Linked DNA regions of Homo sapiens: region 1 is linked to region 2. A link is a contact called in ENCODE Hi-C or POLR2A ChIA-PET data. All regions are on one chromosome and are shown on one strand. Each heading gives the region's core, a stretch centred on a gene start or an enhancer-like site at or near the end of the contact. The rest is flanking DNA. Distances are from core to core; before and after follow the strand shown. Region 1 overlaps LINC01619 (long intergenic non-protein coding RNA 1619). Region 2 overlaps LOC105369896 (a long non-coding RNA gene).

What was found. Hi-C counts contacts between places; a loop is a spot of excess contacts on that map. ChIA-PET counts read pairs that join two places held with the same protein, here RNA polymerase II (POLR2A). Pooled maps may share reads with other maps.
Region 1: a loop to region 2 is called in a pooled map, with 4 times the contacts of the local background. The contact joins two enhancer-like sites. A Hi-C loop is called at or near these places in 2 of 168 maps with a recorded cell type or tissue (Calu3 and MCF 10A) and 6 of 50 pooled maps. POLR2A ChIA-PET finds 5 or more read pairs at or near these places in 3 of 52 experiments (GM10248, MCF 10A and activated naive CD4-positive, alpha-beta T cell).

Annotation. Positions count from the first base shown.
Region 1 is chr12:92,061,073-92,067,234 of GRCh38, forward strand. The region is part of intron 1 of LINC01619 (long intergenic non-protein coding RNA 1619); the gene reads right to left. Among named protein-coding and RNA genes, the nearest start is that of LINC01619, 79 kb to the right of the region's middle. Within about 2 kb of position 4,164, at least 10 of the 41 ENCODE cell types and tissues checked have a DNase peak (open chromatin) inside an H3K27ac peak, as active enhancers do.
Region 2 is chr12:91,380,005-91,386,347 of GRCh38, forward strand. The region is part of intron 4 of LOC105369896 (a long non-coding RNA gene); the gene reads right to left. Among named protein-coding and RNA genes, the nearest start is that of LINC02823, 56 kb to the left of the region's middle. RefSeq lists enhancers at 888-1,721, 1,722-2,553. Within about 2 kb of position 1,472, at least 20 of the 41 ENCODE cell types and tissues checked have a DNase peak (open chromatin) inside an H3K27ac peak, as active enhancers do.

The DNA.
Region 1 (6,162 bases), core at 2,914-5,413, 680 kb after region 2:
GGATAAAGGCCAGGCCCTACCTGTTCCTACTCCCATTTTTATCCATAGGATGGCAGCTGGGTGCAAAAGAGAAACTGATGTGTTGGGAGATGTCATGGGAAGGGGCCCCCAAGATCAACTTATGAAACTGGCTATTAATAGTATATCCATTGTGCAGACTTTAACTCTACACCCAGCAACAAGGTCCCTGAGGGACATCTTGGTGTTACAAGAAGTAGAAGGAGGAAGTTTTATTTCTGTGTCCTCTGGAGGGCCTGGACAGTACTTTATACCTATAGGTTCTTGATAAATATCAGCATCCACTGTCTTTTTGGTCTGTTTCTCTGATCTCCACAATGTTCCTTCTGCTCACATCACTTACCAAAATGTCATCATAAGTAATAAATAATAAGTTGATATTGGTAAAAAAAAAACTAATTTTCTGAGTGCCTGCTATGTGCCAGGCTCTATGCCAGGCTTTTCACATGTAATATTTAATTCCCACAATAAGTAGATGAGTTAGTACTATAATTAATTTATAATAAGGACAAACGTTGGTCTCTGCATTGATGGATTGTTGAATTAGGCTTCCTTCGCACACTTGGCAGGCTGTATTTGAAACTCCCATTTTCCATGACCCCCAATTTACTTGTACAACCATATCTTTTCTCCAGCCATACTGTTTCACTTTTGTCTCCTATAAATGCTATGTTTTCTGACCACCTGTATTAGTCCATTTTCACGCTGCTGATAAAGACATACCCGAGACTGGGCAATTTACAAAGTAAAGAGGTTTAAAGTACTTACTGTGTCACATGTCTGGGAAGGCTTCACAATCATGGTGGAAGGTGAAAGGCACAGCTCACATGGCAGCAGACAAAGTAAGAGAGGTTGTGCAGGGAAACTCCCTTTTATAAAATCATCAGATCTCATGAGACTTATCACTATCACGAGAACAGCACAGGAAAGACCTGCCCCCATGATTAAATTACCTCCCACTGGGTACCTCCCACAACACATGGGAATTCAAGATGAGATTTGGGTGGTGACACAGCCAAACCATATCACCACCCTACCTTTTTAAGTCACCTTTTGCATTCCCTTCAGCCTCCTTTATACTCCTTCAAAATCCATCTTTTAAGAGCAAACTTCCCTTCATTCAATCAACACACTCTTATTGAACACCTACTTTGTGCTTGCTACCCATTGTCCTAGGTCCTAGAAAGACAATGCTAAGAAAAAGAAATGCAGGCCCAATCTCTGCCCTGGTGGACTTTACAGTGTCTAGTGATTAAGTTTCAGTCTTGTCCCAGTTACTTTACTCTAACAAGAAAACAATCTCCCTGCTTGCACCTCCTTTCAAATACTCATATCTGTTTCACCCATTGGACACTTATTAGGTACAGCTATGTAGAATTCGTCATCCTATTCAGGGATTCTTTATTAAGGGTAACAATAATAATAATATCAGTAACTTCCATTAATTGAATGTCTACCCTATGCCAGGCACTCTACATATACTGTCTCTCGTCCTCACAATGACATTGCCTTGAAAGAGGTAATTTTTCTCTTTTTACTAATGAAGCACTTGCAGCTCAGAGATGATAAGTAATCTGCCCAAGGCCACATAATTAGTAAATGACATTATCAGTGCAAGAACCCAGGTCCCCTGGCTCTGAAGGCTCTCTCCACAACACAGCAAGCTGTCAGACGTCTTTGTTGCATCATGCATTGAGGTAGTGAATAGTCCGTAAACAGTGAGGAAGGGTAATGTGAGGAAAAGAACATGGTTTTGGAAAAAAAACAGACTGGCATTCAACTCCTAGCTATGCCACTTACTAGTTATGTGACCTTGAACAAATTCCTAAACTTCTTTGTATTTTGTTATCCTCATTTTAAAATCACCACAGCAAAAATAAATAAATAAAGTCATGTATCTCGCAGAGCTGCTGTGAGGATTAAATGAAATGATAAATATCTGGAAAAGCAGCATGTATATAATAGGCTTCCGGCCAATGCTTCTTCTCTTCTTCCTTTGTTGATGCAGATCAGTTAAAAGTTTGCCATCTATCTTTTTGTTGCTCATATAAATTCCTAAGTTTGATACTAAGAAACACCTGCAGAAGGGTCTTTCAAGCACCTGCAAGTATATTAAAGAGGCAGATACAGGAACTGAGAGATAAAGGCAGTATGGTTGAGAGGAGATGGAAAACCAATCTAGAAACCAGGCAGTGGGAGGCTGTGTGGTTCCTTTTGTTAGGAAAACTTTTCAAAGGCAGAGTCCTTGAAGCTTTTGTGCATCAAAAGCATTTGAAATGCTTTCCTCGGGTGCACTTACATAGTATTGCTTCTGTGGCAAAGAAGGTATAGTCTTGTCAAAATGCTATTGATTTTTTCAGAAGGAATCTAGAGACTTCATTCACCAATGAAGCCCTGCAAACAAGCCCTAAAGCCCACTTTTTTTTCTATAAATTGGTCACCCACTCCAGAAAAGAACATGGCTAATTAACTAAAGGTTCACATTTATTCAATCTGTACTAGGTACTTTGATAGACCTTGTACATCTACCATTTCCTTAATCTTTAAAGAAAAAAAGCTTTTTAAGGTAGGAATTATAATAAAATTGACACTCAGAGAGGTTAAATATCTTGCACAAGACCACACAGTTAGAAATCGTTGGTGAGATTTGAACTGATTGTTTATTTATTCAACAAATATTTATTGAGTGACTACTATGGGCTGAGTCTGCCTGTTTCTAAAGCTAATGCTCTTTTCACTATCTAATTCTTCCTGGTAAAATAAATAACAGTATTCTCTGTCTGTTACAATGTTCTTTCAGAATGCAAAAGCAGTTTGGCCAGAACATGATATGCTCATGGCTCAGAAAAGATAATCGGGCAGATTGGCCTGGCCAGGCAAGTGTCCATATGTCTCAGCAGCACTCCACGTGTATCCATTCATCTCAAAGCTAGATTTTTAAAAAAGAATGGTCCACTATAGTCAGGAGTGCCATTCTCGGGAAAGTATGACTATCTGTGTTTGATTACTTCTAAAACTTTATAACGAGGATACACTTCAGAACATCTATTTACTAGAAAGTTGAAAAGAGGTGAAGATCAGTACACGCGACTCACTAAAAAAGGAAATTATAATTTTAGTGCCTTACTTTTATATAGGCAATAGTTCTTTCCAGTGTACTATTTACAACATAAATGATGAGATTTTAGCCCCATACCATTCTGTATGATCAGGAAGGGAATGGTTATTATGTCCATTTCTCACAAGAGGAAACTGAGGTTCAAGTTGTCAAAGTCATTGGTACTTTCCAAATGTCCAAGTTCACATCATTATTTAATGGCAGAACCAGGATTTATCTTAGGATCTTTCTGCTCTTTCCAATGTACAATCTTCATTGGTCAGAATGAGCTAGGTTGTATTAGATTGTATTGCAGTAATAAATGGCCTTCAGATCTCAGGAGCTCACTATAATAAAGATTGATTTCTTGTTCATGTTCCTTGTCTGCTGTGGGTTTGGTCTGCTTTGTGTTTACTCCAGGACTTAGCGGACAGAACAGCCTCTATCTGGATCATTGCCAGTAATGTGGCAGTGTGAAAAGTGCAATTGATGGACCTCACACTGGCTTCTAGGGCTTCTGATAGAAAGTGGCTTTCACCCTTATTTCATTGGCCAAAGCAAGTCACAGCATTGCCCACATGCAATATGGCAGGTGTGTATCATCCTTTCACAGGGAGGGGCCCCAAATAGGCATAAAATTATTTCAGTTATATCAGGGTAGTAATGTATAAAGTGGTTGTCAGCCTCCCTTCCTTGTAGCATAAAGTTATTCTTTAATAAATGCGGTACTGACTAAGAATTATTTTAGGTATAATGAGCCAAGCAGTCCACTTAAATCATGTAAAAATTAAATAATTCAATAAATTTAATATTTAAAAACCAACAATTCTCAACTATCACTGTTGAGCACTAAACCCTCTGCATTTGCGAAGAGAGCAACTTTCACTCTGGGAATAAACTTTCCGTTTCTGGCAAGAGAATTGGATAGCAACATTGAAGTTCTACTGTGAATGGGCGTCAGGGTGTCATATTTGAATGTGTAATGAGTAAACATTGGCAGAAACCCCCTTTGCCACGTGACTTCAAAACAAACACCAGTCAGTAGGGAACTACCAGCTGTGCCCAGTAGAAAAAAATGCGCTCATATATTTTTCTTCCATGAGCAAAAAAATCCCCGCCGAGATCACCTCCCCTCAGAATGTAGGGCACGAATGTGTTCTCACATGAGTTCAAGAACAAAACCCCACCTCTGGAAAGTCCTCCTGGCAAAGTCATTTAAACAAATTGCAGAGGAAGACAGAAGTAGGACATGAAACAGAGTTCAGGCATTCACAGAATCTTGCATTCCCTTAAATCAATTCTCAGCTAAAGGAAAAAAAAATACAGCAGAGTTGGGGAGTGGGAGCATTTAGCAAGAGTTTAAAGTAGCTGATTTCTAATGTTGACTACATTATAATGTCCCTTACAATCCTAAGATTCTATGACTCCATAAGTTTATGTGATGACAAAAAGTTTCTGCTTTTTCAAGTACAGAAAAAAAAAGAGAAGAGGCTATGTTTTATGTAATAATAAAATTTAACAGAGAACTGCACCCTCCCACCTCCAAAAAAAATGTCCTGGTGACTATAAAGTTGTCTTGGGCTAGGCAATCTGCATATAGAATTCTGTTCCTTAAAAATTTTTTGGCACTGAGTCAGAACTTGATTTGTAGAAATGACACCTCCCCAATACTTCTTTTAGAGCAGTGAGGGGGAGGTAGAATGAACTGAGTTAGAACTTTACCTTAGACTTTTTGTAAAGGTCACCAAAGGGAAAATCCATAAAGAGTCATTGCCCTTTAGTCACTTACACGTATGAAATGTGTTGTCCTAGGATGAAAGAGAATCATTACTGTACATCACATTTCGGATTAAATAATTGTTGTGTCTTGCTTTTTTTTCATGACTTTAAATAGAATTCAGGTTGAAATGAACCTGGATTAATAGGAGATGTTTCTAAATATGTCAGTTGTGCTTTTTTGATATGCATGGATGTCATTCTACTATTTTGTTGGCATAATTGCTAGCAAATCCCCATAACTGATATTCAAATTTTAGTATAGATGTAAGTAAAAGTGTGTCCAGTTATCAAAATATAGATATAAGTAAAATTGTGTCTTAGTTATCAAAATACCAAATTTCATTTGAGCAAAAGAAATGAGGGGAGAGAAGATGGATATATTAACTTCTCTGATAAGCAACATACTACCCTGCTGCTTTCTCTAGCTACTTACTACAGAAAGAGTGCATGGTCATGAGATGCATGGAGTCTCTAGTATCTAACTGAACACAAAGAAACTTCTCTAATGGCTAGTCATGTTAAGTGATACAAGAGATGCATCCACTGGAAAAGACTGTGGCTCACTTTGAGGATGAGTATAATGTCACAGGATCAAAATATTTGAAAGAGAGAATTTGGAAGCTAAGGTTAATTTAGAATCTATAATTGCTCAGAGTTTTCTTCCCCTCCACAACCAATTCAAGTCTCTCTTAGACTCCTGAATCAAATAGCTGGTGGAGCCCATAAGTAGTAGCAGAAGTCAGTGAAACTAAATAGAGGATCAATAATTGTATATACACACATATATATATGAATGTATGTATACACACATACATGTATGTATATGGAAGTGTATACATAGATATATATCTATACATTTTTTTTCTTTTTGAGACAGAGTGTCATTCTGTTGTCCCAGCCGAGTGCAGTGGCACAATCTCGGCTCAATGCAACCTTTGCTTCCTGGGTTCAAGCGATTCTCATGCTTCAGCCTCTCAAATAGCTGTGATTACAGTCATGTGCCACCATGTTCAGCTAATTTTTGTATTTTTAGTAGAGACGGGGTTTCACCGTGTTGGCCAGGCTGGTCTTGAACTCTTGGCCTCAAGTGATCCACCCGCCTTAGCCTCCCAGAGTGCTGGGATTACAGGTATGAGCCGCCATGCCATGCCCGGACTATATGTATGTATTGAAGATAAACACATACATATATGGAGATTATAGATACACATATGTATATCATATATATCCATACATCCATACATATGGTGTGTGTGTGTATATATATA
Region 2 (6,343 bases), core at 222-2,721:
GGGTCTCAATTTATCAGATTCCTTTAATTTACTAAGACTGCATATTAAACTAAATTGTTAGCAGCTGGTTGACTACCTCAACCTAACTCAACTCCTGGGAGCAATTACAGAGCTTCTCAAAATCTGTCCCTGTGTGCATCAAATTGATGTTGGAAAGAAAAAGATACCTCTTTCTAAAGTACTTTATTTCAGCCTTTCAAATTCACCTTCTGAAACCTAGGTGACATTCCTTCTAAACACTGTATACGGTATTGCTTAAGACAAGGAAAGTTTTCCCCCAAAACTATTTGTGCTCCCTTCACTCTGGTAGAATTTTTGGTAAGTTCTTTGGCCTATGCCCACCATATACTAGGCCGCCCTTGCTCACAGAAGGCCACAGCAAACCCCTTCTGCAAGCCCACGATGGAATCGTAAATCTTTACAACTTATTGAAGTCTTCCAGATTTTTAAATATGCCCATGATCCAGACTTTTTGCTTGCATGTTTAAATGGTTGCCTGATGGCTTGCAACAAGAAGTAGAAAGGCATTTTTCTTAAAATAAGCAAACAACCATGGCAAATGAGGTCATATTCCCAAGCTTGAATAATAAATATTGCTAAAATCTACAACCTGAAACATATTTTAAGAATTAGACATAGATTTGGGTTTTTTCTTTCTTTTTCAGGAAGGGGTCTCCCTTGCTGCCAATAAAAATTGCTTTGTGTTGTAAAATTTGGGTTCAGCTTGTCTCCTCCTTATATAAGCCCAGTTGAATAGACTGCTGAGGGAAAATCAAAGTTTAAGAGCCTGGCTTTTCCCGTTTGGCAACTTTCATTTCCTGATAATATCGGATAATTAACAAATTGTGTGTTTTAATGCCCTGTCTCTTGAAGCGCATTTGGGAAAAATACTTCTTGTGCCCTCTGAGTAATGGCTTAAATGGAAGAACATGCTCAAAAGAATGCTTTTTCTCAATGCATGAAACACACTCAGCATTTATTATTTTAATTGCTACACATCATGTGTATACTCGTTCGTGTAATTATATACATATTTAAAGGGCAAGAGGAAAAGATTATTTTAGGACTCTATAATTCATTATGAGCAAGGCATTGAAAATTTCTAACTCAAGATGAAAATTCATAAAAATTCTTTGGCAAAAACACCTTAGTATTCTCAATACGGTAACTGACTTTTTTTTTTTTGCGTTATGAAATAACTAGATACTACCGTGCGTTGCTTTTGGATAAAAGGGGAATGCTGTTTCTTAGCCTTTCTGTCTCTTTACTAAATGGATAATTCAGGACTGGGAAATGCAGCTCTAAGTTTGTTGTTTACGAAAAACACATGCTAATGTAACAGCGTATGAGGAATTAAAGAGAAAATGTCAAACGCGCCTTGACATCCAAAATGCATTTAGCTGTTGGCTTTTACTACAGGGCCTTTCACTCTCCAGCCGACCCCCTCCAAGACCAAGTGTTTTTGCGTGTTGGGCTAAAAATAGCCAGCCAAGCCTAACAACTAGCTTCTGATTGGCTCAGAGCAAAGGCCACTCAGCCAATAAGAGCTTCTGGGAACAAAAGCAATTCTTTTGTGTGAGATACTCAACCCACGTCAAAACAGCTTCAGGCTGTAGAAATGATTTTGGTTGAGCTTTAACAAGGTAATAATGCATTTCAGCCCTCTGAAAGGTTTGAAGCGGAACAAAGGGAGTAGTGAAATCTACAAAACAAATGGAGCGCTCAAGGCTTTCATGGGATGAATCATCCGGGTGCCTGAGCTACAAACAGTTGCAAGCTCAGAAAAGAAAAAGCGCTAGGATTTTCTTTCTTTCTTCCTGAGATTTTAACTTATTTTTCAAGCGAAAAACAAAACAAAACAAAAACAAAAAACTAACGAAAAGCCATCAAAGGCGTTGTATCTTGACTATGCCCAAATTTGTTATTATGCTTATTTGATGATGAATAAAAAGCAATTCTTCCACGGTTCCCTTAAATCTCACAAAGAGAAAACAAATGTATGTGTAGTAGATAGTAGGTAGTAAAGCTCCCGAAACTTTGGGCTTTCGTTTTTGGGCACCAAAAGCAGCCCATGTTTTCAGAGTAAAGGCAGGTCTTGATTAATGCTGTGATAGTTCTCAAGGTAAGCAAATTACAGCAGCACTTGATTGGAGAAAAGCATTGAAGTTTTGGAGGTTTTGGCCACTTTCAAGGCATTGTGCCTCTAGGGGTCGCTGTTGGACAGCGGACGAACCTCTTCAGGGCATCCTTCCCCCTTTAATAGTCACTAAAAGAAGAAGCTTAGTAGGCGCCTTTCAGGTAGAACAAAAGGGAGTGGGGAGTCAGTGTTTGAGACCCTTGAGCATGGTTTATGGTCATCACTATGGGACAAAGCATCCCATAACAATGCAGATTACTTTATATGGAAATGAAATGCCATAAAGGACAAAATGTTGCTACAGTAACCACTGAAAATGTTACATAACACATAGGAGCTCATAGGCCATTTCATGGCCTTAAACTGGCTTTATTGTATGGAAAATAATTAAAAGATGATGTGGTGCTTTATAGGCTTCCTTTTTAGGAAACAGAAGGACCCACACTTTAACCTCTCACATAGGAAACCTGTATAGGTTACCAAGTCCTGAAGTTGGCAGAGAAATACAGGTCACAAACAGACTGTTCCCATGTTCTCCTCCCAGAAAACTATGGATTCAATGTAACTTTTTCCCTTGAATATAGCTTTTATGATAAACAATTAGTAAATGAATCCTTAATTAAGCTTTATTCCTGGTGTGGCACAACAAGACCTAAGAAAATCAAACATCTCAGTAAAACTGAAACATATTTTTATTATCTGATTGGTTATAATCAAGAAGCAATATTTCTGTAACAGTTACCTGTCTAAGGAAATGCATAATCTGTCATAAAATATTGCATTCATCAATTATTGGCCCCAGCTGCATTTATGAGCCTATAATCTTTTGCCATAAAACATGGATGTTGGGGAGAGGGGCTGTAGAGAGGAGTATCATATTCATTAACCAATACTACAGAAACTAAAAGTGGTAGTAGACCCTTTTTTTTCTATTGCATTCAGTTTATAATAGTTTCCTTTGACAATAATAATTATAATAATAAAAGAAAAAGAAAAATCCACCTAGGAATTGTATTCCTAAACAACGAAATCTCCAGATGACTACGGATATGTAGTTTTCAACATGCAATATCTGGAAAGAATGTGGGTTCTGTTTCTTTGCAGTAATTCTGTGTGTTTTATAGTCTTTGCTTTATCATCCTGGCCTAGAGCCAGTTAAAGAAATTCATCACCAAATGTGCAACAACCCATGAGAGGGAGTCCAGCATTGAGTTTGGAAATAGAATGAGGTGATTGTAGAGGAAGAGGCCGAGGCTGTCAGTGATGTATTTCCCTATCTCCCTGAGCCTGTCAGCTATTGAGTTGCTCAAGTCCCAGCCCTGACACCTAGCTGCCCCTGTGCCACCATCAGGATGCCCAGTGAGAGAAGAAGAGATGGGGAAATGGAAAGAAATCATCCTGTCCCACCTGCCCATGCAGTAAAGAAGACAAGGAAGAATTTGTAGAAGCCAGGGGTGGAGAGTCTTCCCCCAGAGGAGAGAGGCTCATTGGTCATAGGCCCTAGGGCAGTGGAACCACAGCCCTGGTCCTCAGATGAATGTGGGAGAAGGCAGGATGACTCCAGAGTTGAATATTAGATGTCAGGAGCCCGCAGAAGTGAGAGATGGCTACCAGGAGATGGGACCACAGCTGGGTTCGTTCCAAACATGACCAAAGATTCCCACCTGAGACTGGTACACAAGCACTTGAGAACTGCCAGATGTCAAGGGGATCTTCTGGATAGTGAAAAAATCAGAAGTGACCATGTTAGCCAGAACATCAGCTTCTTCCCTATTTTCATGAAGATTTAAGGCTCCCAGTCTCTGGTGCTATTTTGAAAAGGCTAGAGGAATTCTTGGCAATATGGTAGAATTGAGTCTTGGAGTTAAAACTACGTTAGATTAAGATAAATAATACAAAAGCCATTTCTAACATATCTGAGATTTGCATTATACAAAAGACCATAGTTTATATTTTCTAACAACTGTGTTATTTATCACTGCATTCGTTCCTCAGTACAATCCTATAATGGAATTAGGACAGGTGTCCTGATCCATTTATGCCTAGTGTTCCATTATTGGAACGCTAAGCATCTGGGAGTTATTTATATCCTGCTGCTCAAGGTCATCACCAAGATCTGATTGCAAAAATTCAAAAAATTGCAGCTTCAGGCACAAATGGGTTAATTAGCATTAACAAAGCAAGCCCTTCTGACTTTTATGTTATTCTTCACAAAACTCTCTGGGATTTGTCATTATTATATTAAGTAAACATTTTGAAGTTTTGTAAACACTAAGTTGAGGGACTTGGCAAAGATCATTCAGGCTCTGTCTTCTGTGCTGAAACAAAATTGATAATTGAGATACTTTTCTGAGTAATTTTATTATGAAATCCTCCTCTTATCAGAAATACCTGCATCATGTTTCATTGCTAATTTTGGAAACAGAACAACAGACCTTTGAGAGAGCACTGGCTTGGAAACTAGATTTTGAGATTAACTGTTATGTAAGGACTTAGGATTTTGCTAGTTACAGGTGCCAGGGAGAAATTGGTCATAGCTAGGAAGCTAAAAAATGGAAGCCAAGCTATATAAAAGACAAGATCCCGTAGCCATGCACTAGGTAAAGGGTATGGTCATGAGGACTGGAAGCCCAGTAATTCCAAAATTAGGTGGAAGTGATTTTACAAAAAAGTCTATAATTGTGACGGTATGGATAGACAAGAAATCAAGAATCCTGAGTAGCACAGCTAGAACTGGAAATGGTAAGTAGCAAATTTATAAAGTCTAGAAAGTTAGCAGCAAATCTTGGTTATGAATGGCCTAAGTCATATGAAATCCAGATCCTCACAAAGGGAACTGAAGCACCAAAATGGAGGAGGAGTCAATATTGAGGAAATAACTACTTCCTAGGAACCTAGTGTAGAAGTGCAAACAGCTGTGGATTCTCAGTTCTAGATCAGGAATCATAAGTGAGGGGCACTCCTACCATTGTCCTTTCATTCACATTTGTCAGCCACCAGGCATCACCAGTGAAACACAGCACCCTTTTCTGTGACATCTGGAAGCGGCCTTAATATCTTTCTCAATACAGTGACCCAAGAAACCACAGGAAATCAATTGGAATTACAGTTTTGGGTGTATATTAAGCAAACAACTTAATGTAGCCTATAGGAGAATTAGAGTCACAGTTCTATAGAGTAGGGTGACTATACGTCGCACATGTCCCAGAATGTTTTTTGTTTACATCTCTTGTTACAACATAATTAATAGCACCCCATTCACTCTCAAAGGTGTCCCAAGTATGGACTATAAATTATATTGTCCTTCTGTTTATGGGGAAAATAGTCAGACATCCAAGCCCTACTTCTGACTGACCATGTAATCTTAAGGCTATGTAAAACCACTGAATCAAGTTACTGAAGAAAACAGATACCCTGTATATTTGGTACCATGGAGATCACATTTGTTTTATGCATATGCATGATCTGTTTATGGATTATGGGTCTCAAATTCCCTTCTAAGAGAAATGAATACCTACATTCAAAACTAAAAGGGAGTGATCAGTGACATAAAAAATACTCAATGTGTTTTGTGATCCTTGAGATCAGAGGCTATGAAATGAAGTAAAGAATATTTTACTTAATATTGTTATATACATTGCAAGAAACATTACTTCAAGTTTGCTAATGTATTTGTTCTCTCAACAAACAATTACAGAATGCCTGTGATAAAAGAGCAAATGTGTGGGATAGGTACTGCCATTCCCAGTTTCCTACTCCCATAGCCGACATCGCTAATTGATCATGGAACTCTTTCCCTCTCAGAACAGGCTACACATCAGAATCCTTCTCCACAAGTCTTCTTGGCACCCACACCATTAAACAGAACTTATACTTGAGTTGAGCTCAAGTTTCTGTCCATCCCCAGCCCTGCCCTTCTGTCAGGTCCTGTACTAAATGGTAGAAGTACTGAAAAGCAATCAAATTATGATTGCTTTTGAGAGGCCTCTGGTCTACTGGAGGAGACAGACAAGCACATGCTTCATTGCAGGGATAGGACTAGGGGATGCTTGTGCACCAGGTGCCAGTATCATCGTTGTCTGCTGATGATGGACCTATATGCAAAACACTAGAAGGATTTTAGGTGAGCCTTTGTGCAGTCTAATGAAAGCTTGACAGATAAAAGATACTTACGTTGGAATTTGAAGAGCAGTTAAGGATCAGATC